Linked DNA regions of Mus musculus: region 1 is linked to region 2. Evidence: chromatin loops called from intact Hi-C (ENCODE). Cell type or tissue: left cerebral cortex. All regions are shown on one strand. Links, peaks and the distances in the headings refer to the core of each region. The heading gives the core; the rest is flanking DNA. Region 1 overlaps Rad51b (RAD51 paralog B). Region 2 overlaps Rad51b (RAD51 paralog B).

The links. Hi-C counts contacts between places; a loop is a spot of excess contacts. Peaks named below come from ENCODE experiments on the same cell type or tissue, not always from the same donor. Only the 100,000 strongest peaks of a DNase experiment are listed, where the experiment ranks them.
Region 1: it touches region 2 in a loop (4-fold over the local background); 4 of 42 quality-filtered maps call a loop at or near these places.

Annotation. Positions count from the first base shown.
Region 1 is chr12:79,723,464-79,739,538 of GRCm38, reverse strand. All of the region lies in intron 8 of Rad51b (RAD51 paralog B), which reads right to left. Among named protein-coding and RNA genes, the nearest start is that of Gm36048, 67 kb to the left of the region's middle. In left cerebral cortex, for the core only: no CTCF peak of the experiment used is centred there; DNase peaks (open chromatin) are centred at 6,613, 7,403 and 11,825.
Region 2 is chr12:79,671,945-79,688,019 of GRCm38, reverse strand. All of the region lies in intron 8 of Rad51b (RAD51 paralog B), which reads right to left. Among named protein-coding and RNA genes, the nearest start is that of Gm36048, 120 kb to the left of the region's middle. In left cerebral cortex, for the core only: no CTCF peak of the experiment used is centred there; DNase peaks (open chromatin) are centred at 7,393, 8,293 and 8,777.

The DNA.
Region 1 (16,075 bases), core at 4,030-12,029, 51 kb before region 2:
GAATCTTCCAACATCCTACCAATAGGATTCAAAGTAGACTTGAGGACATTTGTACTGGTCTAATAAATGATGTGGCTAATCCACGTTAAAGGCACATAATGAAACACAACTTCAAAACTTTAACTTCATTAGCACTGGTGAGCAAACCAACTCTACGGAGTAGCGTTTGAATAGGTTTAAATTCTAAGAGCTTGTGGGTAAGTTCTGCTTTTTGTCTAGACTTAGCAAGGTTCCTGACATGTCATTTTCAATAGCTGCCTTTCTGGATGAATGAATAAAGAATAACAAAACTAATGTGTATTTGTACCGGTTAGGAAATGTCTAAAGTTCTAACTTTTGAGGTTATAATTCAGAAGGCCATTCTATCCTCTCACAAAATATCTTCTGATGTGGCTTTCAAAGACAATATATCTGAGATTAGTGAATCTCTATGGAGAACAGTTCTCCCCTGACCCTGACTTGTAGTTATTTACTAATGTCTAGAGATATATTTTGGTTGTCACAAATGGTAGGAGGTGGTGCCACTGGCATCTCCTCACTAGGGAAAGGCAGACCTCCAGCTAACACAGAACAATGTACAGGACAGCCTTAAACAGTCAAGGGGCAGCTGGTTCCAGATGTCAAGAATGGTCTGGTTGAGGAATCCCAGGCCAGATAATCCACTGGCCAGAGCCAAATAACTAGACATATTTCCCAATGATCTTTGTGCCAGCTCCTATTTCTGTTCTTTCTAAGTCTGTCTATCTTCCTTCCTCCCTTTCTTTCTTTCTTTCTTTCTTTCTTTCTTTCTTTCTTTCTTTCTTTCTTTCTTTCTTTCTTTCTTTCTTTCTTTCTTCCTTCCTTCCTTCCTTCCTTCCTTCCTTCCTTCCTTCCTTCATTTTATCCTTTCTTCTAAAATGGTTATTTCACTTTATGTGTATGGGCATTGTGACTGCATACTACATCTGTGTCTGCCAGAAGACGGTGTGGAAGCCCCTGGAGTCTCAGATGGTTGTGCTGGGAATTGATTCTGGTTCCTCTGCAAGAACAGCAAGTGCTTTAACCCTGAGAAGTCTCTCCAGCTCAGTCTTTTCCGTATATATTTATCCATCTCAAGCTGCTGCTGCTGCTGCTGCTGCTGCTGCTGCTGCTGCTGCTGCTGCTTCTTCTTCTTCTTCTTCTTCTTCTTCTTCTTCTTCTTCTTCTTCTTCTTCTTCTCTTTGATTAGCTATTTTATTGGGTTTTATTTATTTATTTATTATTAGATATTTTCTTTATATACATTTCAAATGCTATACTGAAAGTTCCTTATACCCTCCCTCCATCCTGCTCCCCTCCCCACCCACTCCCACTTCTTGGCCCTGGCATTCCCCTGTATTGGGGCATATAAAGTTTGCAATACCAAGGGGCCTCTCTTCCCAGTCCCTTTATCATGACATTTTTACCAGTCAGGGTTAGAGGTAGCGTGAGAGCCTAATTGTGGAAGAAATCTGTCTAGGCCATCTTCTGCTACATATGCAGCTAGAGATACGAGCTCTGGGGGTACTGGTTAGTTCATATTGTTGTTCCACCTATAGGGTTGCAGACCCCTTCAGCTCCTTGGGTACTTTCTCTAGCTTCTCCATTGGGGGCCCTGTGTTCCATCTTATAGATGACTGTGAGCATCCACTTCTGTATTTGCCAGGCACTGGCATAGCCTCATACGAGACAGCTATAACAGGGCCCCTTCAGCAAAATCTTTCTGGCATTGTGCAATAGTGTCTGGGTTTGGTGGCTGATTATGGGATGGATCCCCGGGTGGAGCATCCCAAGCTTCTTGATACCAAGTACTATATGTATTTTTATTTACTGCCCATTGTATCTCATTATCTCAAAGATACTCTGAGTTAACTATAGAATGAAGTGAGAGAGACAATGGTCAAGGTCCCATAAAGGACAGAAATCAAATATGAGTTGTTTCTTCCCTCAGTAGAGAACAGCCTGAAAGGATTATGAGTAGATGCTCAACTGATGCCTACCATACTATTCTAGTCCCTTTATCATGACATTTTTACCAGTCAGGGTTAGAGGTAGCGTGAGAGCTTAATTGTGGAAGAAATCTACAGTCTTTAAACAGAAGTTCATCATGATCAAAATACTGTTCTGGGCCAGGGTCAGATTACTCAATTCTTCTAAAAAATAGGTTAAAACACATATTATATATATAGTTAATATATATAAACACATATAAAACATATGTGTTTATATATATATATTTATATAATGTATAACATATATATGTATAGATGACTATTTGGTCAAGCAGAAAGACTAGAATTCTGATGAACTTGTTTCTAACTAGCTAACTAGCTGTGTAGCTAGTCACTGGAACTTGCTTCCCTCATCTTAAACAAAGAGATCATGACCAGACTAATTTTGACGGTTGATGGGACAAGGAAATCAGGATATATAGAGAAATTAACAAGAGTGAAAGATTTGGACTAAACATAAAAATGATTTCTTGGCTGGGAGTGATGGGACTATATTTTAATTTAGAAGTCTATTAACAGGTGTCGATTAACCTGTAGTCACCCCATCGATCAAATCTAACTCCAAATGATTGGAATGCCAACTTCATTTGTTTTTATAAGACTGAAGCCATCACTCTTTGAAAATAAGGGTGCTTTATGTGAATGCACACAAATCACAGACTCGATGGAGGTGGAGCTTTCCTCTGCAATACAAATATTGAGGCTGACACTAAATGGTGAAGGGCTGGGTGCAGCTCAGGTACTAAAGCACTTGCCTTGAGTGGAACTCAGAGACTACAAAAGAAGTTAATGAAACCAAATAGAATGAAATAGTAAGAACGTTGAAACGTTCAAGGCAAGAGTTTGGATTATATTTTCCTGGAAATGACACTGGGGTGGTTGGTAATGCCAGGCAGACTTCTAGGTGAGTTACTACACAGGTACAGCCCTGTGACGGGTCTTGGGTTCTATAGGAAAGCATACTGAACTTCTGTATCAGCTCCTGCATCGAGGTTCCAGCCCTGTTTGAGTTCCCTTCCTGACTTCCTTCGGTGATGGACTACACTCCGTGGAGGTGTAAACCAAATAAACCCTTTCCGCCCCAGGTTGCTTCGGTCGTGGTATTTTACCACAGCAATCGTTAGCCCCTCACTGCTGACTCTTGCTAGACCTAGTGATTTTACCTTATTGCATCCTTGGCTCATCTCTATGGGAATTTTAATACAATGAAATCATCTTAATTATACACGCATATTGACATCCCAGGAAGCTCATGAAAACTACCTGGCAGAAAGCATAGATGTACATTCGCTTTAGCTATCTGGGCTTTGTTGGGGCATTAACCACAATTCATGAGTGAGATGTCATCTTGAGCCTGTGTGTGGCCGGTTAATCACGTGTTTTCAGTCTGGCTCAGTGAACAAGCTCTGCAAGTTCACTTTGGCCTCCTCCAACAGTCTTAGTTTTTCAAGATGACCAACAACTGACAGAGGGAATGACTGGAAGGGGAAGTCACCCCTTTGCTGGCCAAGTAAAACCAGGCCATCTTATGGAGCTCACAGCAGCTAGTTGGAGGCATGATTTAAGCCTAAAAAAACTCTCTAGAATCCCAAGGCTTCCACAAAAAGGCAACTTCGGAGAATGGCAGCAAAATAAAAGCCTGGGACCTCAGGACATGGTTCCAGGAACAATGAGTACAGAAGAGTGAAACGGAGTCACTTTTTCCAGGCAGGCCACTTCCACAGACAATGCAGTCACACGGCAATAAGCAGCATTTACGAGTACATGAGGACACCCTGCATGTTTATAGACACCGCAGCAGCCGCCAACAGCGGAAGAGAGGGAGTGGATCCATTTATGAACAGCAGCCTCTCTCTTCACCCTGCTATAACTCCACTAAACCCATGGGAGCCTAGCTTACCAGTTCAGCAAGAACCATCTTGATTAAAATACGATGTCTCTGGTCACTAAGAGTTCTCCGGGGAAGTAATGGGAAAGTAGCCAAACCACACTATGTGAGAAGCAGACGAAGCCTCTCTCCTTTACAGGCAGACATGTTCTGGCCCGAGCCAGTCTTCTCACCAGCTCCTCCGCTCTCCGACCCAGCTTCCCACGGGGTAGATCTGGCTGCCTTCTATTTACTCTTCACACCCTGTCATACCTCTCCTCTCTCCCTGGGAGTGACAATTTCATTCGATCCCCCGGCAAAAGGATACCATTTACCACATCACCTTGGAAGCCTAGGAAATCAGCCCTGGACAGAAAGTTGGAGAGAGCCAGAAAGGGGATTTCCTATGTTGGCCTGCCAGTCCGCCATTTCTCATCAGTTCCCTTGTTTCCCCTCAAAGCACTTGGAAGACTCTCAGCGAACCCTGTTGACTTAGTACTTGGAAAAGTGCATGAGGTAAAAATGACCTCCAGTTTACAGACCTTAGTCAGAAAGATCTTGTTGGTTTGGGTTTTGAGACAGTGTTACTGACCTTGCCTCCTGAGTGATAGGATTTCAGAGGTATGCATCCCTAGGTAGAAGGATTGATTTTGTTGTTGTTGTTTTGTTTTGTTTTTTCGAGACAGGGTTTCTCCGAATAGCCCTGGCTGTCCTGGAACTCACTCTGTAGCCCAGGCTGGCCTCAAAATTAAGAAATCTGCCTGCCTCTACCTCCCGAGTGCTGGGATTAAAGATGTGTGCCACCACGCCCAGCCTAGGATTGATTTTTTAAAATCCACTCGTTCATTTACTTACTCAACATTCAATAAATACAGAGTACCTGTATACACCAGGAACTGGGCTGAGACTAAGTCCAAACTGATGTCATGTGACTGACACCTGGCAGTGCCAGTCTATCCTTGAATGAGAAGCCCCATTTACTATTTCCTGAAACAAGTAGCCCTGGATCAGCGCAGTAGAACGACTAACAGATACCCCGTCTACTCTCTCGCCATTCCAAGAATAGGAAAGCTTTGCTGGAGAGAATGAATCAGGAAACACCAGGTGATTTTTTATGGTGAAATTATCCTCCTTTCTATAATGGACATCATGCTACCAGACAATGTCTACTGAAAATCAAAAGGGATAAAGGCAGTGAGATGCCTCAGTAGTAGAGGCTCTTGCCACCAAGCCCGAGGACCTGGGTTTGATGCCCAAGACCCACATGATAGAACTCGGTGACTAACTCCTATAAGTTGTCCTCTGAGCTCCATATATGCACCCTGCCCACACATGTGCACACAAAATAAATAGATAGATGGATGGTATGCACAAATGCATTTTGTAAAATATGATTTAAAATGCACAACTAAATTTAATCTTAGGTTTATAAGGGTTGAGAGATAAAAGAAAGGTAGTCTCAGTTGATAAGGTTGATTAACAATGACTTATGATGCTCTGATTCTTTTTAAATCTTCATGGGTGTTTTTTTTTTCTGCATGTATGTTTATGCATTATGTGCATATAGTACATAAGGAGGCTGGAAGAAGGCATTTGATCCCTCAGAAATACAATATTAATTGGTTGTTAGCTATCATGTGGGTACTAAGAACTGAACCTGTGTCCTCTAGCAAAGCAAAGCAACCAGTGTTCTTAAACACTGATCCATATCTCCAGCCTTTGACCTTTGACACTCTCTCTCTCTCTCTCTCTCTCTCTCTCTCTCTCTCTGTGTGTGTGTGTGTGTGTGTTTAGGTATATGAGGCTGCATGTGTGTTATGGTACAAGCGGAGGGCTGAATATCCGTCCTTCCTTGTCTTCCTCCTTGTTTAAGGCAGGGTCTCTGTTCTCCTCTGTCTCAAATACCAGGCTCAGTGGCCCATGAGTTCCCAGCGATGCTCTTGTTTCCCAGGTCCATGTAGGAGCACCAGGATTACAGACAAGGGTTACAGTACCAGATTTCCACAGGCTCTAGAGGTTTGAACTCAGGTCCTCATGCTTATGTGGCAAGTTCTTTTCCCACTGAGTTATATCAGCCCAGCCCAATGCTCCAAATCTTAAAGGGAAAAGCAGCCTTTGTAAGAAACACACTCTTTACAGTTTCATGGAAAGTTTTGGCGAAGGAGCAAATATCTTGATTGTAAAAACAAAGGAAGCCCATGCATTGAGAGAGTTAAGCGTACTGTGGGGGGAAGAAAAAAAAAACTTAAAACGAAGATGTTTTGCTTTATAGAAAATTCTATTGATTCACGGAGTCCTTTTAAAAAAACAACTATTTGAGATTCCCATAATATACCGAGAAACCTCCAGAAAATGTTACATAAGTTTTAGAATCACCAATTTAAGAAACTTATTATTTATTTATTTTTTTCAGTGTCTTTCAACTGTAATTATACTGTCTTTATAATAATAATTAAAAAAAACTTTGGTGGTAAGAGTATAAAAATTTTAAAAATCTCATAGAACTTGCAGACCCCAAGTCCCAGAGCCCACAATTTGAGAAATATTGATTTTTGTCTCGCCTTTGCCTTTTATGGGTGAAGGAACAAATGACTCTCCTAACCACACAGATGGCTCTTAGCACAATCCAGCCAGAAAGCTAGGTCGCCCGGTTTCTAGAACAGTAGTTTTTCCTTCTTTAGACAAGGCCTCCTCTGTCTGCTACTCAGCTCACTATCTGTCCCAGACAGACACTGGCTTTGTACTAGTCCAGAGATGGGGAAACAGATGGAGGCAGCAGGTTTGAGGGGAAGTGCTGTGGGTGTGGCTGCCGTCACTGCAGCTGGGCCTGCATCCGAAGGGAAGGGTCTCCCATGGTCACATTCTACTGCGCATCTTTGAAACAAAGAAACGTTGGGTGGAAAACACAGGCAACTTTAGGAGGAAGCATTTCTGCCTAGCAAGTTTGGGCAGAAAGTTTGATGAACATGGTCCTGAGCTAAGAGCCAGAGAGGAGCTCCAGAGGGATGAGGTTATAATTCAGGGTGGCCAATTTAATCAGCTCATATTCATTAAACACCCACAAGCACGTGGTGCTTTACAGCTAACCCCTTCCCTCACGCAGAAGCATCCACAGGCCTGTTTTAATCGGGCCACCCTGTTCATGTTGGGAATCTAGCCAGAGTGTTAAAGCAACTGCTTCCCTTCCTAAGAAAACAGGGTAGACTTACTACCGCGAGTAAAGGGGGAAAGCCCCTAGTTTTGCATCCCATCCTAAAGCTGGGAAGGACACAGGGAATCTGTTTTCCAAGGTTGGTTTGTAAAATTCAGTGATATATTGATCCTTCCTCTTTCAGACTGGCAACATCCCATGCCATCTAATTCTAGGCTTTTTCCTGCAGTTTTCTTGGGTGGCATCCCTCTCTTTTATCTGAGCTGAACTTGAGCACTTATAAATATTCCCACAGAGGGACTGAAGCATTATGGCCCTTGAGTTACTTATAATTAGCCAATCAATGATTTTGAGCACTTCTGGCCCTTGGATAATGAACTCATTGCAAGTAAAGAAAGCTTGTTCTTACCGCTGGCTGTTTGAACTGCCAAGAATGTTTTCGGCCCCACTGATTTACCAAGCAACTTTTGATTACTGTCGGATGAGAGGACTGACTGAGGCTGCTGGGCTGAATCTCTCTAAGAGCTGGGGTTGGCAAACTTCTGGTAAGAGGTGGTCTCTGAAAGCTGGGGCGCCGTGCAGTGCATCATACAACGTACATCCCTGTCTGAGGTATTAGCAAGTGTTCTGGCTTTTCAAAAAAAAAAAAAATCTCCTGTACTTCTCTGCAGCATGTCCCCAACAGAGAACATTAGGTCATCAGGAAAGTCTGAAAGACTGTCCTGACACTAGGACATGATGCTAGTCTTCTCTTACATGATGCGATCGATCCACTGGTAAAGATCCCATGAAGCTTAGTGAAAGACTCCAGGTATTCAACTTATAACCTAGAACACAAAGTACAAAGTAGGTGCTCAACAAAATATTGTGCTCTTCGTAGTTTAAGGGTTAAGGTAGGTTCATGAAACAAAACCAGAGGCAGGATGGCTTCGAGTATCTCCAAAATTATGACCAGGGAAAACAGGTGTTACCGAGGCTTTTAGGTGAACAACCATAAAATAACAATACCCTTACAGTTTGTAAAACTCCGTAGGTTTCTCCAATAGCTCTGCAGTGGATATATATGAAATGAGCAGGTTTCTGTCTCTTTAGTTCAGGAGTAGCCAGGATCCCTCTATATTAAGAATCAGAACCTTGCCAATGTGTTGGAAGCATCATCTCACAACCTCCTCCCCCAACGTTAATCTTTTATTTTCAACTTGGTGACTTTCACTTAAGCCAGTGTCAACACTTCAGAAACCCTACCAGATTTATAGATTAAGACTCTCCAAGCCAATATAAGGCCCACAATTCTCTTGTGTTTCAGTTACCTAATGCCTTAAGTCATTCGACAAATGTTTACTAAGTGCCAGTTATATATGCCAAGCAAAGACACAAGGAGTAGAAAAACAGTCAGGAGTGAGACAGACCAGTCTTTATAATGGCAGGCACACAAGGGACTGTGAAAGGGCTTCTGTGGTGAAGTGGACGGTATTCTGGACATGTAACTGTGGGTCACATCCAGGGCTATACCTGAGGTCTGGGAAGATGTCCCCACGAAAGCACTATGGAGAGAGATAAAGGCACAATGACCTGAGTTATCAATGAGAAAACAAAACCATTGTTTAATTATTACAGTTTGTTTGCCAGACTCAAACCTTCCAAGTGTGTGTGTGTGTGTGTGTGTGTGTGTGTGTGTGTGGTGGTCTGCAAAGAAATGTGGAAGTTTGGAAAGCACTGCTCTAGTGGGGCACTGGAGGGTGTGGGCAGGGGGGCATTCAGTATTACTATCATACATGCACAGATCACAGAACACCCTTGAACTAGACAGGGTTCTGATTTGCCTTTCAGCCCTCTCCAGACAGAGACCGAAGCATTGTGCAAGTTTGAGGCTGGTTAGTGCTTCATAATAAAACTTTTTTTTTTTTTAAAGAAGGGGGACAGGCAGGGAAAAGACCCTCGAATCCTGTTTCTTGAAGTGCAACTTCCTGTTATCAGCCACAGCTCGGTGGGCTTTTAAGTACAGAGTATTAACTAGCTCTTGGTTGCTAAAGCAGCTTCATCTCCACTAACCTTTACACACTATGACTATGTCAGTTTTTCCAAGAAGGAGGAATGGATGGAAAGCCAGGCCACATCTTAATAAGGCCCTGGTGAGCTAATGGGTGTGATTATTTCATTGTCTCGGATTCATGCCAGCCTAGGCTCATCAGATACAGGCACAATCCAGGAGAAACATGACCTCACTCGTGACATGGGGCTGTGTGCACAGATGCCAGCAGGAATTTAGTGATCCCTCAGCGCAGGTAAAACTCAACTCTTTATGGTTGCAGCTAATGAGAAGCACACCAAAGTTACCTAAAACAGTAAAGCTAATATTGACATTAGCGTACTAGATATGTTGGGGTAAGGGAAGCCAGGAAAAACTGCTGAGACCATCTGTGCTAAGTGTGTCGCATCCATAATGAGGCACATATTTAAGATAAATTGCCATCTCTTTAAATGATTAAGTGCCAGATTTATGGAAAGCTGCAGCCCTACCAAGACCACAGGGTTGCTAAGTGGTCTAAGGCTATAAAGGTGAGACTCTCACAATTCTGGTTGTGTCACAAAACATTCACTGACTTGCAAAGCCTTTCTGTGTCTCAGTTTCCCAGACAACAGGAGAGCAATCCCATTCCTTAAACTGCACAGCTTTGAGTATAGTAGACTTTTGCAAATCAGGAATGCACATTTTTTTTTCAAGAATGAACTCTCTCAGACCCTTTCCATGGTACCATCTCAACAGACACTGGAACACACTAGGAAGTACGGTTCAAGGCTCCACACATTTTAATTGCACTTCAGAGCATGTGCACTCACTAGTCATTCAACGTTTCCTCCTGAGCATCTCGTATGCACCAGAGTCAGACCCTGCTGTAGGCACGAGAGATATGATAGTCTGAAAACAGACTGCTTGGAATCTGGGATTTAGCTTACTGGTATAGAACAAAACAAAATGGCCTGAGGGGGAAACAGACTTCTCTGCTCTAATGGAGCCCAGGGTTTGCTGAGGAGCGGCACCAAGGTTGAGATTTATTCCTTTGTGTGTCATGTGACATTGGACAACTTTGTTTCCTTATCTGTATAATGTTGTCCAATGTTGTATGGAATAATGAACTTCTGACACATATAAGTTAGCCAGTAAGAGTTGATTCTTTCCTTCCTCTCTGCAAGAGACACGCAAGGAAAACAGCAAACAAAAACAAAATGGTGTTCTCAGTTTCTTTTCTTCAAGTGAAAGATGCTTTACAAATGCAAATAACCAAGCCACAACCAACTTTTCCCCTACAATAGGCAGTGTGGTAAGAAGAGCTGTAGTTTGGGGACCACAGAGTCAAAAGCTTGACACTTATGTGAGGCTTTGAGTAGATTACTTAAACATCTCTGGGCCTTTGTGTCCTCATCTGTGAAATCACAGATGTGAGAATTAAATACAAATGTTGCTTTTATTTCCTCAGAGGAAGGGATGAGGAGAGCCATACCCAAGCTGTGTGAATACGTGGCTTGTGCTGAGCTCAGAGAGTTTCTATCTAACTATCCCTAGACCTAGAAGCATCTAGCCTTTGTACAACAAATCTCCTACAAGCCTGGATCTCGAAGGCTTCAGTTTCCAGCCTCTGTCTCTTAACCTAGGCCTAGACTGTTTTCAGCCTCCAAGACTTACTGCTAAATAAACTTACTCTTTCTAGCTCTTTCTGAACTCCTTTCTGGCTGGCTCAACTCAGCTGTTCTGGCTCAAACAACTCTACAAGCTGTTCTGGCTCAAACAACTCTACAAGCTGACTGACTCAAACTGACTTCTCTTGGTTTCTGACTGAATTGCTCTGCTTGGTAAAAATGCCTCTGAATTCCATGAACTGAACTGCACTGAACTGGACGGCACTAACTCAGCTGAACTCAACTGTATTCTCTCTCTGCACTGCTCTTAAGTAGTCTCTTTCCTATCTGTTCTCTTAAGAGTTAGGCGTATCCTATCTCTGGCTCATTCTGACAAATCTTTCTCTGAGTTGTCACTTTGTCTGTCCCTCAATTAGATGTCAAATTCTAGCCAGAGGGATGAAAGGTGTGTATTCCAGCCAGATCAACAGACGTAGAAGGTCTCTGGATGTGATCCTTTGCCAGAGCAGGATTGTTGCTGGATTAAAATTCCTCTATATCTAAGAAAGAGGAATACAACCTGTCTAGGATAATCAGGAGGACCAGCAGCTGCCTGGCTCATTAACAAACAATGGGGGCAGCAGAACACTGTCTTAAAGTTGCTGGTTTGGCTTAGCTCTTAATAGTACTTGTATTTTTCTTAATTTACTTGTCAGATTCACAGAGATACAAAGAGATATCATAACTCCATAAAGAGCATCGTGGTGGAATTTCTGTTAAGGAACAGTGAAAGGGTCATCAAAAAGCCATGTCAATGCTTTCAAGGGAGATGAAAGTCTAGCATTTGGAATTCCATTCTTTTGGTGACTCCTGAAGAAAAACATTAGTGACCTTAATGCCACTATTTCTCCTTAATTACCCACAACCCTGTGTTTTCTATTTCCCAAATATAAAGCAGGGATCTTAAAATACCAGAATCCTAATTAACACTAGCAAACAAATAGCATTTAGGTGGAATCCAAATATGTTCTGGGAAGTTCTCCAGTAACACTGTTCTTCCTCCTTCACCCTTTCTGTTGGGTCTGTAGTACATGCAGATGGGAGAGTCAAGAGCTCTTTCACAGCTGAAAGAGAGGAAGTTTGGACCAGTCTCATCCCCTCAACACCTCCTCCAAAGCCACCCACTGGTGCTATATTTCCTGGTTTATTTCTCAGCCTCCATCTGCTTTAGGACCCAGTCAAGTCTATGCAAGTTTCTAAAGGTGTAAATAAAGTCATGTCTCTCTCCATTTGAAAAATTGGTATCATGTTTAGTATAAAATCCCAAGTCTTCTCCTGGCTTTACATACCCCAGCTCCAGTTCTACAGGCCTGAGCTTCTTAAAAAACAACTTCTAAGCCATACCAAAACTATTATAAATGTAAAACTAGATCTCCAAAAAAGGTTTAAAATTAAAAGGGGCCAACAGTGAATTGTGTTGTCATTGCTATTGTTGGTGGTTGATCAGTTACTCTTTGATGGAGAGTTTTAAATATTTCTTCCAAACATGAAAACTGTAACTCCTACCAATGGCTATTTATCTTTATGGACATATTGTGATACAGGCAAATCCTTCCATTCTTGTTAATATGTTCAGGCATCATTTTCCTGCTATATATTTAACTTTGTCCTTTCCCCTTCTGGATATAGATGTCCTTTGCAGGAAATAGCAGCTGTGCCACTAGCCCTGGACCATCTCCAAGGCCATTTCCATATCCTGTGAGAGAATCATCCTCTCAAAGTTTGCTTTTGCAGCAAAAAGGAATAAAGATTATTTTATTGTATATAGTACTTTTTTTTTTTTTTTTGGTTGTTGTTCAGAAGTGACTTCTGTGTGATCCAGAGAGATGACCAGGCCAGTCTCTAAGTCTGCAGCTTGCACAAGCTAGTCATTTTGACTACTACATCTATCACCTAAACTCCAGAGGTTCTGGATGTAACCTAGCTGCCAGAAACGGCATACTATGTCTTAGCAGGGGATGTGAAGGACACAGCACCCATTTTAAAGAACAGCAGGATTTTTTGGGAGGAATTTCACCAACTAACTTATACCCAAATTCAAAGCCAAGTAGCTAACAAGTAACCCCTGAGAAAGGCGGAACCACTCCTTCCCATCTCACCCAAGAAAAAGCCAATGGTGCAGTGAAGAAAGAACCTGAGGTGGCACAAAAGTGCCCACATTGAGGATCATCAAAAGTGCCTCTGGAGTGCTCTTGGCTGCTAAAGGGAGAGTTTGGATTTCCATAATTCAGTGGACCCAATCTGTGCAAGAATGTGCACTGGAAAGGGCATTGCACCCTGGCTGAGGCAGTGCTAAAGCCTCCATCCTGATGGGATGGAGGCTTTCTAAACTTTATAAGTTGCCAAATCCACTAGCACTACACTGGTGACTTACATGACTTTATTCTTGGATTAAAAAGTCAGCAAACACTAGACAAATCTGGGAATTTAAGCAAAGCAATAAGCCCAATGGGTAATATCAAATATGGAACCATGTCTCATCTCCCCAGAGAGATGAATCATCGGGCTCTTCAGGACAAGCAAAGCACTAGCTGTAGAGAAGAGTTGGGTACTGACTAAACTGCCTAGCCAAGGGACATCATAGCCAAGACTAATTATGTGTGTGCGGGGGTGTGAAAGAGAGAGAGAGAGAGAGAGAGAGAGAGAGAGAGAGAGAGAGTAGTTTCCATTTCACTCCATACAGAGAAGAAAAATACAATAGCCCAGGAGAAGAGGGGGAGGGGGAAGAGGAGAGGGAGGAGGAGGAGGAGGAGGAGGAGGAGGAGGAGGAGGAGGAGGAGGAGGAGGAGGAGGAGGAGCATCAGCCAAAGCAAAGAGATTGTGGCTCTAGCAGCTATTCTCAAAATAAGGCACCAAAGCAAACTGGAATCTATCATCACATTTAAGATACACATTTGCCATGAGGAATTATAGGAAGAGCTGAGCTGTCTCCTGCCAGCTCCTAGGCATCTCTGATGTAGGAAGCAGCACTGTGTGCTTGGAGAGAGCTGAGTGGAAGTGAAAGTAAAGCAAAATTTTAGCTTGATTTTCTCCTTATGCTCAGTTTATTATAGGGAGACTAGAGAGATTTGAAGACCAGTTGTCACTAGCATAAAGGCAATGAGCTATTGAGAAATTTTAATATACTAAAATATAAAAGCCATATCACGTTTATTTATCCTTCAGAAACAAATAAGCATTAATTGGACTGCTATAATAAAATTTTATCTAACTGCAATTCACCAAAATAGTTGATTTTTACATGGCTAAAAAGGTGTTCAGGCCGGGTGGTGGTGGCACACACCTTTAATCCCAGCACTTGGGAGGCAGAGGCAGGCGGATTTCTGAGTTCGAGGCCAGCCTGGTCTACAAACTGAGTTCCAGGACAGCCAGGGCTACACAGAGAAACCCTGTCTCGACCCCCCCCCCAAAAGTTCAGAATACCTAAGTAAGGGTTACCCATTTTTCCAGGTAAAATGAGTATGTGTGCACAAACATGTACATACCATGCATGCATGTACACCTGTGTTATAAAATATTAACTTTAAATATAAAATAGCATGTAGACACATATGCACAAGAAAACATAGAATTTTCTAAAATGCAAAACAATACAAGAGATTATTTCTCAAACTACAGGTATGAGTCTGAGCTAGAAGTTCATGACCTTTCTTGGCTCCTTTGGTCATGTACCATAGGCTACTTCACAGCTTTCATTCTGATGCTGTAGCATAGATAACAATTTAAATATAGAGTCAAGTGTGCTTGTGTGTTTTGGTTCCTTATTCTGCCTTAGCATGGTAATCTTTCAATAAGGAAGTCATCAGAGGGCTAGGGGTGTGTTATGATATCACCATAGATACAATTCAATCTTCTGTAATCACATTAAAGAATTACAAATCAGAAAAATAAACTAATTCAACTAAAAAAATACACATTTGAGCTACAAACCTACTTTATTTACACTTATCTTCCATTTCAAGTCTTCGAAAATAGTTCTCATAAATTTACTGGCCTATATTGTTCATGCAACAACAGAGTGTTTTCCATCTTGGCAGTAGGCATAGCTTTCCTGCAGCTAGATAGCATTCAGATGACTTTTCTCATCTTCCACTTTCAGGAGAAAGTAAAGATTCGAAGGTCGTCTCTTTGATGAGAGACATGCAGGTCACACACCACTACCACCTTACACAGGATCATGTGGAGGCAGCTGCAGCAAAATTTCAACATAGTGGTCCAAACACATTATCTAGCATGGTGAAATATTTTTGTCATCTCTGGCTAGAAACCATTGCTAAATAAAAAATAGAAATAAAACGGTCTGCCTTTACTCTGGCAAGTTACTTAACTTTTTTGAAACTTTGTTACAATATGGGCAAAACATGTATTTTCTGAAAAAAAAAGAAAAAGAAAGAAAGGAAGGAAGGAAGGAAGGAAGGAAGGAAGACAAGAAGAAAATACGTACTTGGCTCAGCTCATAATTAAAGTTAATTATTTTTCAGATTAGTTTTCTGGCTTCCTAATTCATAGAAGCAACTCTACCGTGATGGCTATTCTTGGTTGTCAACTTGACTACATCTGGAATTAACCCTAAGTGGCTGGACATAGCTGTGAGAGACTTTCCTCAATTAAATAATTTAAAACAGGAGGACCCACATTTAATCCAGATCTTTGGAGGTAGGAAAATCCACCTTTATCTAAGTCATACCTTCTGCTGGCCGCCTATACAAAGGACATGGGAAAAGGAAGCTTGTCTCTCTTTGCCTGTTTGTTCTTGCTGCCAAGTCAATTCCTTCACTGGCATTCGAGCCTACTTCTTCAGGATTCTAGCATAAACTAAAAGACCAGCTGAGACATCCAATTTACTTCCTGGACCAAGCAACTACTGGATTCTTGGATCTTCCATTGGTAGATATCCATTATTGGACTAGCTGGACCACAGCCTGTAAGTCATGCTAATAAACCCCCTTTCTCTATCTATACAGATTCACCCCATCAGTTCTCTTACGAGAACCCTGACTAATACATCCATCCAGGTTTAGAAACATTTCATCAGGAATAAAAAAAGACTCTACCTTGAAACTAAGTCAGCAATAAATGAAGAAATAATAAGGTTCTGCTAACTCTTTTTGGACTTTGAACTGATGTACAGTCATTAAGAATCGGTTCTAGAATATTCCTTAAGAGCTCTCTGGCCTCTCGGGCTGGTGAGATGGCTCAGTGGGTAAGAACACTGACTGCTTTTCCGAAGGTCCTGAGTTCGAATCCCAGCAACCACATGGTGGCTCACAACTACCTGTAATGAGATCTGACACTCTCTTCTGGTAAGTCTGAAGACAGCTTCAATGTACTTATTTATAATAATAAATAAGTCTTTGGGCCAGAGCAAGC
Region 2 (16,075 bases), core at 3,825-11,824:
TGTGGGGCACCAGGCAAAGAAGGAGGTGTTTGCTGCCGGGTGAGGGTGGACAAGGAAGGTAGGGCTTGCTGCACTATTGCACTGGAAGCCAGATGAGAGACCGGCTGTGAGTTCATGAAGGGCTGGGAAAACTTGCACTGTGCACTCCTGTGACCCGAGGAGAAATTTCCCCCAGACCTTTGGGTTCACAACCCACAAGTTTAAGAACTGTCATTTTGATACATGGTAGACCACTCCCAGGGAGATGTTTGACACTTAACGACTTGTGGCCACAGCAGATGACGGGGTGGAATGGCTAACTTCATGAAATTTTCCAACTGGAGCAAGTAGCACTTTTTACACAATAAGACCAACATGCAGACTAGTTATTTTACATAGGGAGTAAACAAGAGAGGATGTGTTAATTTTAAAACGAACGAACGTGGTGTTTGGTGGTACATATCTTTTGGTACTCTTAACCAAGAGGAATGCTGAGAGGGCAGAGTGGCTGGGGCAGCAAATAAGGGCCTTTTCCCTTGGCTGAGAGCTACAGACACCCGGCAATTAGAGCAGACACCATTTTTACCCAATCATGTGATTTCCTGGTCAGGGCATCTTGGAGCTGGTAACTACTTAAAGTATGCTGCTCCACAGGGAGCCTCCAGGCTCTTTAAGTCAATGTCTTATTGCTGGGAAGAGACACCATGACCACAGCATCTCTTATAAAGGAAATCATTTTACTAGGGCTGGCTTACAGTTTCAGAGGTTTAGTTAATTGGCAGGAAGCATGGTGGCACACAGGCAGACACGGTGCAGAAGAGCCAAGAGCTCCTCATCTGGATACACAGGCAGCAGGGTGAGACACTGGGCCTGGCTGGAACATATGAAACCCCAAAGCCCATCCCTAGTGACACACTTCCTCCAACAAGGCCACACCTCCTAATCCCAGTCAAATAGTGTCACTCCCCCGTGATCAAGTATTCAAATATGTGATCCTATAGAGGCCATTCCTATCCAAACTACCACAGATGGCAAAACACAGCCACTCTAAACAGTGTTCAAATCAAGATCCTGGGCTTTTTGTTTCTTTCGGTTTAAGCATTTTCACACACAACAGGGAGCATTCAGTTTAACCTTCTGTTGTGCTCAGACTTCTGGTTTGCTGTGTTACTGCACACAGAGACAAAGACTGTGTCGCGTCAGTTCTGGATGAGAAGTTCTCTATCAGTTCTAACCAATAAGGGACAAGGATAGAAAGGAAGGACAAGCCAAGCCAGGGCTTGAGGAGCGAGTAGAAAAGCAGGGCTCCGAGGGTAGGACCCAGAGCAGCACATTGGTGAGCAGAGGCACTCGGCTGCCGGAAATCCTTACCCTGCCTCTGTTTTGCAATGGCTCAAGTTACTAAACCTCCAGAGTCCTTCATTGCCTTGTTTCTAAAACTGAAATTACATCCATTTAACATAGAAACTCCTGTAGTTAGATGTAGACAGTGGAGGTAAAGCACTGGCATATTAATCACTCATAAATGACAGCTATTATTATTCTCTGAGACACCTCTAGTGGGACCCCACCTCACTGAGCTGAGTTTACAGAAGCAAGAATTTAGGAGGGTCCAGAACTATTCTAAGGAGGTCAAGAACACTGACATTCAAAAGGAGCCACAGTCTGAGCTCAGCCACCCAAAGGGTCTACAATTAATAGTAAGAAGGCTTTTTCCCCCCCACAGAAATGGACTCCTAGAGCCAGCCACAGGAAGTAGTTGGGGTGAGAGGATTCATGTCACCGAGACAACTGGCTTGGTTCACAGTTTTAGTTACTATGTTTTGCTTTAGCTTAAGCTTGATAGTGGCTTTCAATAATTGTAAAACTTTCCTAAGCTTCTTGGGTGGTATATATACATTTTTTAATTGTAAAAGTACCATAACAAAAAAGGTGCCAGATTAATCAAAAATAAATATATACAGCTCAATTAAATTTATATTTCAGATAATGCTAGCCTTGGTAGCCCATGCCTGTAATCCCAGCACTTGGGAGGTAGAGACAGGAGGATCATAAGTTTAAGACCTGGCTACATTGCAAGTCTGAAGCTGGTTTGGGTTACATGAGACCTTGGCTAGAATAAAATAAATAAATGAACACAACTCAGGCAATCAGGCAATGAAAGGTTTGTTGTTTTTTTTTTTTTTTTTTTTTTTTTTAGTATAGGTACATCCCCAATCTAAGAGCTGGGATGTATTTTAAACTAATTCTGTGTGGTTGGTTTCTCTAAAATTATAATTTCACTGAGCACCCTGAATTGTATTTGACAAATCTTGACAGTGTCCAAAACCTTGCCCTTTTTAACACGCAGAGTAACAACGCTCACCTACTCTCCCCATCCACAATTAGTGTTGCATTGGAAAGTAAGATACAAGAACAAAACAAAACTCCACACAATTTCCAGGACTGTTATTTTTTAGTAAGGCAGTTCTAATTTCATAGACTTTTCTTGTGTTTGGTTTAAAAAAATTACTTACCCACACTGGAATTTTCTTAATTAAAATTTTTTTTTAAAAATTTCATCTTAGTACAGATTTAAAAAAAAAAAAGGGAGGGGACTTCCCCTCTGATGGCATCTAAATAATTATTGGTAGGTTGACATTTAAGACATGACATTTTTAAGATTACTGGCACTTACATTTTTAGCTTGTCTAGAAGGCCAATAGGATAAGATATGTTCTTCTAAAAAATCTCTCTTCCTTATTCTCTATGAAAAAATAAAAACTACATTCCCCTAAATGAAGCAGTACTTTCTTTGGCAGGTAAAATACCACTAAATACTATGAAATCAACCTTTGAGACTCAAAGGGCAATGTTCAATGGTATTGGCCACTGTGTCTAGCTCTCACTGAGATAGGGCCATTCACAATAATCCCAGAGAGAGGTTAGCCACGTCATAAACAAGACCACACAGTAGGTGGGCCAGCAAACAAATACAAAACTCCCTCTTCCTTGGTAACATCGAAACCAGCTGAATTCATCCCATTTCTGACTGGGAGCCAAAGATATCCCTACTTTCCAAATATCTCTGAACAACTCTAAGTTCTTCATCATCTTAAATTTAGAAATATTCACACTGTAGGGCCCTAGCACTTTTAAGCAAACACATTCTGTAGTTGTTTTGTTTATCTTCTCATATCTTTTTTTTTTTTCCTAAAGCTACTCAAGAATGAGATTGTACTCTAGAAGGTCAGCAGTTGACATTGCTGTCCTTTTCTTGTTGAAAGGATAATGCTGAACTTCAGGGCCAGGACACAAGGGTCCACAACCCAGCACAACTAGACAAACAGAAGAACTAGTCCAGCTTACCAGCCTGGACAAATCATTTCCTACTCAAAGAAATGCCTTTTATTTTATTTTTTAATTAATTAGATAGTTTTATTTTTTAAAAACTTATGTAAGTGTTTTTGCCTGCATGTATGTAAGTCTATTATACGCACACAGTTCCAGAAAAGGCCAGAAGAGGGTGTTGGATCTTTTGGAACTGGAGTTACAGACAGTTGAGGGGGGCTTACATGGTTGGGAGTTGAACCCAGGTCTTCCTCGAGAGAAGCCAGTGCTTTTAGCTACCAAGCCATCTTTTTCTTTTAGTAACATCTCTAAGAGGTCTTTACAGAAGACTTTTCAATTCCATGCAGTCTATGGCAAAACTCATGATGTCATATTGAAATGACCACATAGGCCACCGACCCATTGTCTCTGGAAGGTAAGTACCTTGTTTCACTGAGTGTTAGCAGTGCCTGAGGAGAGACGTACCTAAGTAGACACGTGGATAAAAGCTTGATCAGACGTTTAAAGTGACACATAAACTCACTGAGGAGAGCTTGAATTTTCATTTTCTGTACATCCTCTTTATAATCAGGCAACGTAAACAGATGTTGACATGTAAGGGGAGTTCTGCAGCAAACAACTGCTCAGTATTTTTAATGATGTCCTGTCATTTGGAAAGCAAACTTACTGAAAAATCTTCCTATATGTAAATGTTAATCTTAGGACGTTGTGTACTCTGGGCTTGAGACTAGATGTCTCAAGTGACTTCCTGGGTGGCCCCTCCCTAGACAGACTTTACTCTGCACTTCAGCTCGGCTTCCATTCCAATTACGATTGCTGGTATTTCTGAAATCAGTCCAGCTAAAGTTCTAAAATTGGATTGAGGCTCCATAAATTTACTTAAAAAAAATCACTCAATTGTATACTTACAATGGATGAATTTCATGGTATATACATTAGACCTCAATAAATCTATATAAAAAATTAAGTGTCTAAACAGAGAATCCTTTTAATTTTCATTTTGACTCCTCTGCTCCTACCAGAGCAAGAGATAGCCCGGTTGCTCCTTGTTAGCCTGGAGGTGAGTCCACTCTAGTGGGAGTGTGCAGGCAGGTCACCAAATGTAAACAGCTCTACAAAGGTCACCACAAAGGCACTGTTGTTCTGTCTCATAGCAAAGAGGGAAAGGAGAGTCGCCACAGAATATCTACTCTTTCTTGTATCCCTAATTAGAAACATGTGGAAAAGGCCCACCCACAGCCAATCAGCCAGAAAGGCTCTATTTCTTCTGCCTAATATTGCATGTTGGCTAAAGGAAGACCTTTCCCTGGGCCTGCCATGGAACGGCTTCAAATCATTAAAGCACCTCCAAAGGCCACCATCAAAGTACCAGTGGATTTGTACCAGTGGTTCCCCATGATTTGAAAAACATTCTCTTGACCAGCACATAACCTGTGCCCGGTTGGTAAACTGGAACCAGCTCCATTTGTTTGCCCAGTTCAACCTGGCTGTGGACCTCCTGCACCCTGCCCAGGATTGTGCACTGCTCAGATTCCCTTGGGTATAGGCAAAAATGCAGTCGTTACAAATGTAGAAGGTCTGTGGCAGCACAGCTCAGTCAATGCCTGCAGTCCTTGTTGTCATCCATCTAAGTTGAGCATGGTGCTCTGATTTTTTCCATTTTACAGATGGAGAATAGAGAGCCTGTACCTAAACAGTCTCAATGAGAGTCAAGGAAATGAAGGATGGGCTGATAAACTCTATTTGCTAAAATGTCACTCATGTTTAAGATATACTACCCAAAGAGCAGTAGGACTGTTTTGACTCAAATTCCTTGTAGTGCTGACTTTACATCAACTCCGGAAGACAGTGACTTGTTTTAATATTAGTGTGAGTAAAACTCTAAATTATTTACACTCACTCTTTTATAACAGAGGGAGCAACACACGTAAAGACTGTCATGCTGGTCCAACATGGGGACTTTTGCAAAGATCAGATAGTACAAGAGGCCAGCTTTGATGTGACCCAAAGCAGGCATTTAATCTCCTATGTGGAATAGAGCTATAGTTCTTAGATTAATTACTCAGCCACAGATCTGTTGCCAAGCTGCTCCAAACCCTTCCTAATGGGAAATAGAATGGCCATTTACCTCAAACCATGTGGTAGAACCAACTTGTGCCAGAGACTCTGCATTCCTTCTTCACTTACAGATTCGCAGAGGTCACTGAATCAGCTCTGTGCTTTGGGAGCAAAAATTCTATATTCTGAACAGGTTTGCTTGTTCAGACACAATGCCAGAGATGAAGAGTGGCTGATTCTTAGACAGAAAGTGAGCCAACTTAAAAAAATGAGGAAGTCAGTTTTCCATGTGGAGACCTGATCCTCACTTGAGGACTGAGATATAGGGAGTAAAGCAAGGTGAAGGCCAGAAGCTGTGTGTGAACCCAGACCTACTGTCATTAGCTAGCTTTTTACAGAACGCTCTCTGGGTTTTGACAAGTATTGGTGGCAGTTTTGGGTTGAGAACAGAAGCCCAATTTAGAACCCGTGATTCTGGCTAAATTGGAAATTGGAAATTGGTTTTCTAGGATAGTGACCACCATTGCCTGTCACAGAGACTAGAGGATGGAACCTTGGACTCAAAAGGATAATCAAGAATGAACTCTTAGCCTTCCCTTTGTCTCTGTGGTTTCAACCAGTATCAAAACAAAAACAAGGCCCACCAATTTGGTATGGAATGAGGTGGCACTGCCTTCTGCCCCAAAGCAAAGTAATATCTTAACATCATACTGCGCTGTAGCATCAAGTATGCAGAAGTTGAGTTTTCTACCATACATAAATGCTAGGAACTAAACGATCAGCCACTAATGTGAAATCAGACTCTCTGAAAGACACAAACACATGAGAGACTACCTTTAAGGGCATTTCCGACCTCCCGGACTGCGAGGCATCCTGAGAGACAGTCTGAGGCTGTTTTGTTAACCTCTCCTCCAAGAGGTATTTGGGCAGGGCTGAGGATCAGAATGAATGCATGAGAGACAGAGGCTGGGGTGGGGGTGGGGGTAGGGGTGGGGGTGGGGATGGAGGTGGGGGTGGGACAGAACTGTTTTTGTGGCACAGGCTTATTTTTCTCTAGTTAAGACAATTATAGCGAGCTTGTCATTAGTATGCTTGAACTAATTTTTCCAGATGCTTCTCTGAAGAGTGATTCTGATCCAACCTTTCCCAAACCAGAAGTTGAAGAAGAAAAAAAAAAGAGGAGTTTTAAAAAGCAGGGAATGGTGCTGGCGCTCCAACCAGGGCAAGCACACTACCACTGACCAGTCTCTCTCTCTCTCTCTCTCTCTCTCTCTCCTTCCTTTCTTGCTCTTTCTTTCTGTCTTTCTTTCTTCCTTTCTCTCTTTCATAAATGGGGCAAGAGAGAGAATGGAGTTCACCACTAAACTCATAAAATCGAGATTCCCACAATTGGGGAAATCTCACCCTGAGAGTGATGGAGGAGTCTCGCACTTGGACAATCACATTATTAATAAGGATGTCTCCCCTGCCTGCTCACTAGTCTCCAGAATCTTTAAGAGAGAGCTCTATTTCACTTGTATGACATACCCAGTCCTGAGCTTACTCTTCTAGGTCTGACAAGGCTGTAGCAATCGGAGGCCACCAGGGCCTTTATTTTTCTTTCTCCTAGATTTCAAATTAGCCGAGGGAAAAAAGAAGGAAGCTAAGAACCCTGGTACTGAACAATCATGGCTATTGTCATCCACTGTGTGTGCTTTCTATCAGCAAAACCATTTACATCACTGCAGATCTATGCAGCTCTCACAATCTCCCCGACTGTCACTCAACCTATGATGACTCCAGGGGAACTGTAAGCCAGAGGTGAAGGCTTCCTTTGTTTCCATCTCTGTGGTAGGATGACATGTGGTCCTGAGTGCCAAGGTACTAAGATAAGAGGGATGCTCAAAATGCCCAGATGGCTGGAGAATGAAAACCGGAATACAGAGCCAAATCTGCACAGCAGAAAAGGGCCACTGTGGCCAGGCTGGAAGTGGGGTCCTTGTAGTCCACAGGCAGCGGAACTAAAGGGAAGCCATCCCCCAACTCAGCTGGTGGGAGCTGGGCAGCTTCCCAGCTGGAAGGAACTCTCAAACACATCCCTGTAAGCTACCCATGAGAGACAGAGGCCCTGTTAAGAACAACACACAAAAGGGGCTGCTAATCAAGAGGAACTTCAGCCGTAAGAATGGGATTCAGTCATCCTTCCAGAGATGCATGCCTGGGCCAAGGCCCAAGAGAATGACATTCAGCTGCTGTATCCCTCTTTGGGGCCCAAGTTGGAGGCACTGAAAGAGAGATTCACAAAGGAGGCAGATGGGAAGGCCCCATGGCCATGCAGTGCGGTTCCCATGCAGAACACCCGAGTCAACAGGTAGAAGCAAGTACAATTGGAATCAGCTGCTTGGAACAGAATCAACATTTTAAATAAGAAACTAGCAAAGGGACTGGCAAGACCGCTCAGGGTGAAAGTTCTACACAAGCCTGGCAACCTGAGTTTGGTCCCTGAGGTGTAAGGGAAGAACTGCCTCTACAGTTATCCTCCAAGAGTCCAACATGGATCATTGCACCCACAGAGGCACAAAGGCACGCATACGGACACACACACACACACACACACACACACACAGTGATCAAAGACCTAAAACTCACACCCTACCCTTTCCCCGTAAACTCTGAAAGGGTTCACTGATCCATAGGGGCCAGAAATCAGCAGCCTCTGATCTCGGCCACCCCAGGTTCTGACACTACCAGATGTTCCAGCCATGAGAGTTTCCGAGGCTCTTCAAACACAGGCCTTTCGTGTAGATAGCCCATTGGCCTTAACCGTCATTTCTCATGCTTAGTGTTTATAGCCCAGCTGTTTGCTAACAATGCCCGCCACACTTCTTTCCTAATGCTTTCAATACCATCCAAGTTGCTCTTAGGAACATTTTATCTTCCACTCATTCTAAAAATAGGAAAGCTATGACATCACCGAGTAAATCAGACAGAACAAGCTGTAGAAAGGGAGACACTGAAAGCTGCAGGACTAGGCTGGAGATGAACGTGCTGCAGAGAGAAAAGAACTGCTAATGAGGGATTCTCACATAACTGAGGTTAGGGCCAGTTGACTAAAGGCCAGAGCTGAGCTGTCTTTTCTTTCTGCCCCTTGTTCTTCTCCTACCGCTCCCCGCTTTCTTCTTAGTGTACCTGACACCAGGCACTCAATGACAGGTACACAGTGGTGGGCGAATGAGGGTGGGGAGGAGTGTATCTTCATGGTCCATAAAGACTGATCTTTCCTTCCCATCTTGCCTCAATGGCTGGGTGGGACAAAGAGACAGCAACAGAGCCTTTTCCTTCTGGGCTTTGGATTGTAATGTGTTTTCAGTGGAACGGCGGCAGGGAGAACAGTAGATGAGTTCTCTACTCTGCTTTGCACACACAGGGACACAGGCGGCTGGGAGGCTCCCAAAAGTGCACCACGCTTTTCTCACTAATGTGGGTATGGTTAGTGCTGATGTTCTGAGTAATCTCACCACAGTGTTTATAGCTTACGCTTGAGTAGGATATACCGTTCATCAGCTAAAATGCAGAACAAAACCATATTTACCCTCCACTGCGTTGCTGTCCCATACGGAGTTGGACATTTTTAGATGGAGAATAGGTACCTCCATAAATGAATGTGTGATATGCTCAACATGAGCAAAAATAACAGTGTCAAGTTTCACAGGGTCCACATGTTGAATGTTTGGTGCCAAATATCTACTTATTGCTCCTTTAACTCCTGCCCTCTTTTCCAGCTGTAATCATGCTGGAGCCTTGTCAGGCATGGCAGTGATGGGAGATGCTGCTCCTGAGGTGATAGATACACCACCATTCACCTTTTTTTTTCCCTTGGAGAGGGAATAACTTCATCAGTATCTAACACTGCCATGCTCGTTCAGGCTCATATCTTTGATAGACATTTTAACTCCATTAGCTAGGATCTTTTACAGCAATAGCAATGCATTTAGAAGTACTGCTTTGAGGCTGGTAAGATGGCTTAGTGGGTAAAGAGCTGGCTGGCTCTGTAAGTCTACTGACCTAGGTTCAATTCCATGACCCACAAAAAGATAGGTGGACAGAACCGACTCCACAAAGCTGTCCTTTGACCTCTATAAATATTCACTCTCTCTCTCTCTTTCTCTCTTAAAAAATATTTTAAAATGCTGCTTTCTTGGGTATGGTGTCACAAGACTGGAATCCTGACGATTCAGAAGGCTGAAGCAGGCAGACTGCAAGCTCACAGCCGGCCTGGGCTGTGTAAGAACTTCCAGCTCAGCCTGGGAAATCAGTGAGCTACTGCCTCAAAAAGTGGAGGATGAGGAGGTAGGGGTGCTAGAGAGATGGCGTGTTTGTAAGAACACGCATTGTTCTTGCAAAGGACCATCTGTAACTCTAGTTCCAGGTGATCCAGAGCCCTCTTCTGGCTTCTGTGGGCATCAGATATACATATAGCACATCTACTCATGCACAGGCAAAACACTCATACACACAAAATAAAATAAAGTAAATAAAAAGAGAGGTATGTGGGATATAGCTCAGTGCTGTGGGTGTGGGTGCTGGGATGCTTCAGAGTGGACAGAGTGTGCCAAGGCCATGGGTTTAATTCCAATACAGAAAGAAAGAAAGAAAGAAAGAAAGAAAGAAAGAAAGAAAGAAAGAAAGGAAGGAAGGAAGGAAGGAAGAAAGAAAGAAAGAAAGGAAGGAAGGAAGGAAGGAAGGAAGAAAGGAAGGAAGAAAGAAAGGAAGAAAGGAAGAAAGAAAGGAAGGAAGGAAGGAAGAAAGGAAGGAAGAAAGAAAGGAAGAAAGGAAGAAAGGAAGGAAGGAAGGAAGAAAGGAAGGAAGAAAGAAAGAAAGGAAGGAAGGAAGGAAGGAAGGAAGAAAGGAAGGAAGGAAGGAAGGAAGGAAGGAAGGAAGGAAGAAAGAAAGAAAGAAAGAAAGAAAGAAAGGAAGGAAGGAAGAAAGGAAGGAAGAAAGAAAGGAAGAAAGGAAGAAAGGAAGAAAGAAAGGAAGGAAGGAAGAAAGGAAGGAAGAAAGAAAGGAAGAAAGGAAGAAAGGAAGGAAGGAAGGAAGGAAGGAAGGAAGGAAGAAAGAAAGGAAGGAAGGAAGGAAGGAAGGAAGGAAGGAAGAAAGGAAGGAAGGAAGGAAGGAAGGAAGGAAGAAAGAAAGAAAGAAAGAAAGAAAGAAAGAAAGAAAGAAAGAAAGAACCCTTCTTTAGGGAGATTTCATAAAAGATAATGATGATGATAATAATGATGAAGACTATGTAGATGGTTCTAAGCATAGACAGAACTCTTTCCCCTTCACCAAATCGGTACTTTTCATCTCTGAAAACACTGAAGCTAAACCTAGCAGGAACAATGCAGCCTTACAATCTTGAAAGATTCAGTGCTGCTTACAGTCCATCTGGTCCCAACTCCACGCCTCACCTTCCTCTGCATTTCATCTCTGTGTCTGTCTTTCCTTCCTACTTGATAACAAACATTTTTACCTTTGGCTCTCCCCTTTTATGACTCAGTGTTCCGAACTGAGATAAGAATGAATAACGGCCACCCTGTGGCTACTTTCAGTGCCAGGGCCAGTGTCACACAGTTGAGCTGGCTCAACAGTAGAGAGCAGACACCCTCACTTGATGAAGCTTTCCATCAGACCAACGGACACAGGGCCAACCTGAGTTTTGCTCTAAGAATGGCTTCCCTATTCCACAACCAAGATAACTCTTGGAAGAATCTGCTGACGTTTCTAAGAACACCTATCTACTGGTGACACAGGAACCTCACAAAAAGTGGAGACTGAGAAACTGCTGCAGACCCCTTGTTTCCTAAGAGTCTTCCCTCTGAGGACTGCCTGTGAATGGGCCTCCGTGGCTGCTTTTCCAATAAGAGTGCATTTGGTTTCCATTCAATTTCATACCAGAGATTAACCCTTAGCAAGATGGGCAATATTAGGCTCCGTGGTTCAGAGGATGGCTGACTTGGGTGGCAGGAAGCTGAACAGTCTACTCTGGAGAAGAAAATGTCTGTGGGTAGCAGGCTTCATTCCCAAGCCTTAACAAAACAAAGCACATAAACAATGCAGTTACAAATGCCAGTGAAAGAAAAATCAAGGGATAATCGCAAGTCATCGTACCGGGAAGGGCCCACAAGAAATCTTCATTTGACTAAGTCGGAAGCCTTGTTTCTTAAATAGTTACATAACCCCTAAGACACTGTTATGTAATATGGTCTAAGGGCAGAGTAAAGTATTTGGAAATATCTCTTGTAGAGCCTTGTATTATCTTCAGTAATGAGAAAATGAATGGGCGTTTGTTTGTTTGTTTGTTTGTTTGTTTTTGTTTGACGTGGCAGCCTTAAGATTTGAAGGTTTGTTAGGTGGAAAAGATAGAATGGGACCCAACTTGAGTTTCTCTGGCAAAGAAACGCCCCAGGACACTGGTTCACGTCTCAAACCAGACACAGACTTTCTATCAGTGCAGTTTGTCAAACGCTGTACCAGGCACACTTCCTTCTCCCCCTGACAGAAAGGAAGGCAGGCTGGATAAGCTAACACAGTGGAAGTGTTCTGACACACAAAATGTCCCAATGGTGTGTCCTCTGTGGTAACAAACAAACAAGGCCGAGCTGGGAATTATGTAAGGCTATCTTCGATACTATTTAGAAAACAAGGGGAAAATGCCATCTGCCCCGAGTTCCTCGAGAACATCCAATCAAGGGCCCGGGCAGGCTTCCTGGCTTCAGACTGGCTATAAATAAATTTAATAAGGATGAAAAAAAGTCACAGCATCATTTACAGTTCTCTCTCGTCTCCAGCTGACAAAAATCCAGTCCAGATGTTTGTCCTACAAGATCAACAGTAACTGTGTGGAACTCCCTCTGGAGTAAGAGAGCTCTGGGATTGGTTGGAAAAGAAAGGGAAAGGAGGTTGACAGGGCGGGCGTGGACTAGCCCTGTTTGATACTCACTTGACAGAGACACAGTACTTAACTTATTTTGTGTATAAGTATCCTAGTTTATGTAGCCTTCCCCTTCCTCATCCCTCCTTTCAAAGCCACGGGGACTTGGCTTGTGAAGCCTGCAGTGGTTGTTCCATAACCTTTGCTTTTAAATTAAACAAATGACCTCAGATTTTGGAGCGGTTGTTGACTCGGGGGAAAGTATGCCATTAAAAGCGTGCCAGAAACAGATTTAATTGGTGCATGTCCCAAAAACTGCTCCAAAGAACACAGGCTTCCCGCATATAGATTTCAGGGTACCTACTCAAAGGCCGTGAGGCTTTGTCAAAATTTGAGATGTGAAACAAGCCAGCTGAAAGAGTCCGTATCAAAAGGGTAAATTCAATTCAAGAGATATTAATCTGATTACCTAAGTATGGCTGCGAATCGGATATGGTCCATTGTGCGCTCTTGTTCAACCTGGACAGCTGGAGGAGCCAATGGCTTCCTTTCCCCTGACATATAATTAAGTTTTAAGAGCCGATCAAGTTACGGATACCAAGTTTTAAGAAATATTTCATTCAGGAGTGGCATTTACAGTGCTTGCCTGTTGCAAGAGTCATTGTTCATTTTACTTCCTTGAGCCATGCTGGAGAGTGTGTGGATCAGGGTGCAGGGGCTCGGTGTTTGTGTTTCAGGCTACAATAACCGCCCTCTGTGCACCTGCCTGGAGGAGAAACCAGTCCAGCCGCCTCCCAAGACAAAAGAGCCCTGTTTTAAGTGCTGAAAACCCAGACATGAACTGACCCTGTCAAATTCCAGTTAGGGGAAAAAAAATCAATATTTTTCATCCAATCCAAGGGAGCTGGTTTCCTTTCCTAGCCACACGTAGTTGGAGCAAGAGTGACTGGCCAACAGGATCATCTCTTTTCTCATGAGTCTCTGCACTCTTCTAGATTCCTGCCCTGAAGGTGGAACTCACAGCCTGGTATACCATCACCTGTCCCTTGGGGTCCATACACCTTTTTTTTTTTTTTCTTACCTCTTTGTCTCCCAGACAGCTCCCAATGCAATCTGACTACAGCCATAGAAGCATACCTTCCCAAAGCAGTGTGTTACCAACGTATGTTGACAAAGATGTCCCCAGTACACACTTGTCACAAACTTCAGGTACACTCACCATTGTAAGAATGCTTGCCAGTAGGCCAAGGGCTAAGACTACACTCTCTCTATTCCTATTATGGTTTTTAATATGAGTTGATCAAAGGCCAGGGCTAATTTTAGATGTCTTCTCTTGATTGTTCAGCTTCGACTCATACTTATTAATATGGAGGATGAATAATTACACCAAACTCAACTAAGAAGCATAGCATCATAGAGGGAATCATTTCTTGAAAAATCTGAAACAGCCAACCAGGTGGGGTTTCTTTTGAGCATTTCACCCAGGTAGCAGATGAGCAACCAGAAAAGGAAGGTGACTAACTTAATTTGAGGGCACAAGTTGCTTCTAACAGCAGAAATGATCTGTGAATTATAGTTTCCTACTTCTTGGAGAGGAGTGGGAGATAAATTATGATTTTGACAGTTATCTTAAACTGCCATTGGTAGTGAGACCCTGGCTAAAAGTTGGTTTTCATTATGCCTGCTGATAACCAGCTATAGTTTCAAGGGTTAAAGCTTTCTCAAGACTGCTTCAATAATTACTCCAAACTCCAGCCCCAAGGGGCATGAGAACCAGATGACCAGCATAGAAAAGCCAGGTTCCCTGACATAACACTACACCAGGATGTGATTGATTGATTGATTGATTGATTGATTGATTGCGTCTGTAGTGAGCCTAGGAACTAAGCAATAGTTTATCTGATTTGGTTCTCATTAAAAAGCTACCCAAGAAAAAAAAGAGTTGACCAACTCAGGTGTAAGCCACACTGAGCTACCTTGGCCAGGCTGGTGACTTCTTGGTGAAGCATGGTACTCAATCTGAGCTACCAGTGGATGTGACCAGGGACAAAGGCAGTCAGTCAGTCTATCAGATGAGATCCAGGGTACTGCATACATGTTGAATTAAAATACTAGTCAAGGAACTGTCTTAGTTTTGTTCAGCTATCCTGTGATGGTGGCCCTTGCCATCACCATGGAGACTGACTGACCTCCATTTCTCCCTTAATAGCATTTACTTATTTACTTATTGGTGAATACATGCCAGACATGCATGTCGAGGTCATAGAACAACTCGGTTCTCTCCTTGTCCTCAGGTGGGTCCTGGGAATCGAACTCAGGTTGTTAAGGTTTGGTAGCAAGTGAATTACCTGCTGATCCTACTACTGGACTTGACAACTTATTCTTGACAACTCATTAGTTGCTGTACAACATAACACAATTGTTGTATGTGTATGTGTATAAACTCAGGTCATTCTCTATATCTTTTATTAATCAACTATAGCATAACACCCGGCCAACTCAGACATAAAGTTGAACTTCATTATGGCATGTAGAAATTCTAAGGCTCCAAACAGAGAAGCTGAGCAGTAGAATTGGCCTTTATATTCTCGTGGGGCCAAGGCTGAAACTGGTCTTTCTATTCTCTGAGCAACCAGTAAGGTTTTTATATTATAGATGCTCTACACTAAATGAAGGGGTGGATTAATGAACAAGCAATTGAAAAGATGGAGCCAATGCTCAAATTTGCGGTCAAAGGTCAATGAGATGACGCAGTGGGTAAAGGTGTCTGATACCTTGTACAATGATCTGTCTTTGAGCCCTGCAATCCACCATGGTGGAAGAAGATAACCAACTCCAGAAAATGTCCTCTGATCACACACATGCTGTGGCATGCACACCTCAAAAATAAATAGGTGATAGATAGATAGACAGACAGACAGATGGATTTGAGGGTACAGCCTCACTTTTCTTGAGGTTGTAAAGAATTCTCTAAAGAGAAATGAGAGAATTTGGAATTAGACCCAGTGCCAGACATACACATCCCACTCAATGAGATGAATGGTAGAACCTGTTTCATTTTCAAATGTCCTATTTCTAATGTGTTTTATATAACTTAATTGAACGGTTGTTTGTACTATGCTTTACAGAAAATATGCTAAATATTTATGGCTTATAGATTCAAAATGCAAAGACAACCAGCATAAAAAAATGACAAGGAAGGTGCCAGATGCCTGCAGAGGGGTGGCCCAGCCTGTGCTTGCTCTACTCATCATAGGATGAAGAGAGAAGCCTGCCTGAGGCTCAGAGGAGAATATAGCACCTTGCTTTGTAAAGATGGAACACAACCCTACAAACACGCTGAAAAGGCCAACAGGTGTCACTTAGTGTGGCCAAGGGAAAGGAGGGTCAGGGGGATACTCTAAAATGCCCCCTGACTGGGGCGGGAAGAAGACAACGTGTCTTCCAGACACCACAGGCTATCATAATAAGCCCAGTGGCAGGTATGAATGACCTCCTTTCTAGTTGGTCAGTGTGACTCAATAGAAACACCACCCCCATCAAAAATGGCTATTGTCATAGCTCTTGGTTACCCAGTGGAACTTGATGGTAAGATCCTACTGCTGAAGATACTACATACCTGAGTCACAGGACATAGACAAATCAAACTGGTACCAACCTGGACGTCATCCCCACTCCTATCTGACACCATCAACTAGATTTCTTAGTGCTGAAAGGTCCTCTTAAGTTACCAAGGGAGAAAAGGAATCAATTGTCCTACACAGCTGTGACCTCTGTGGGCTACAATAGGATGCCTTGACAAGAGAGTGCATG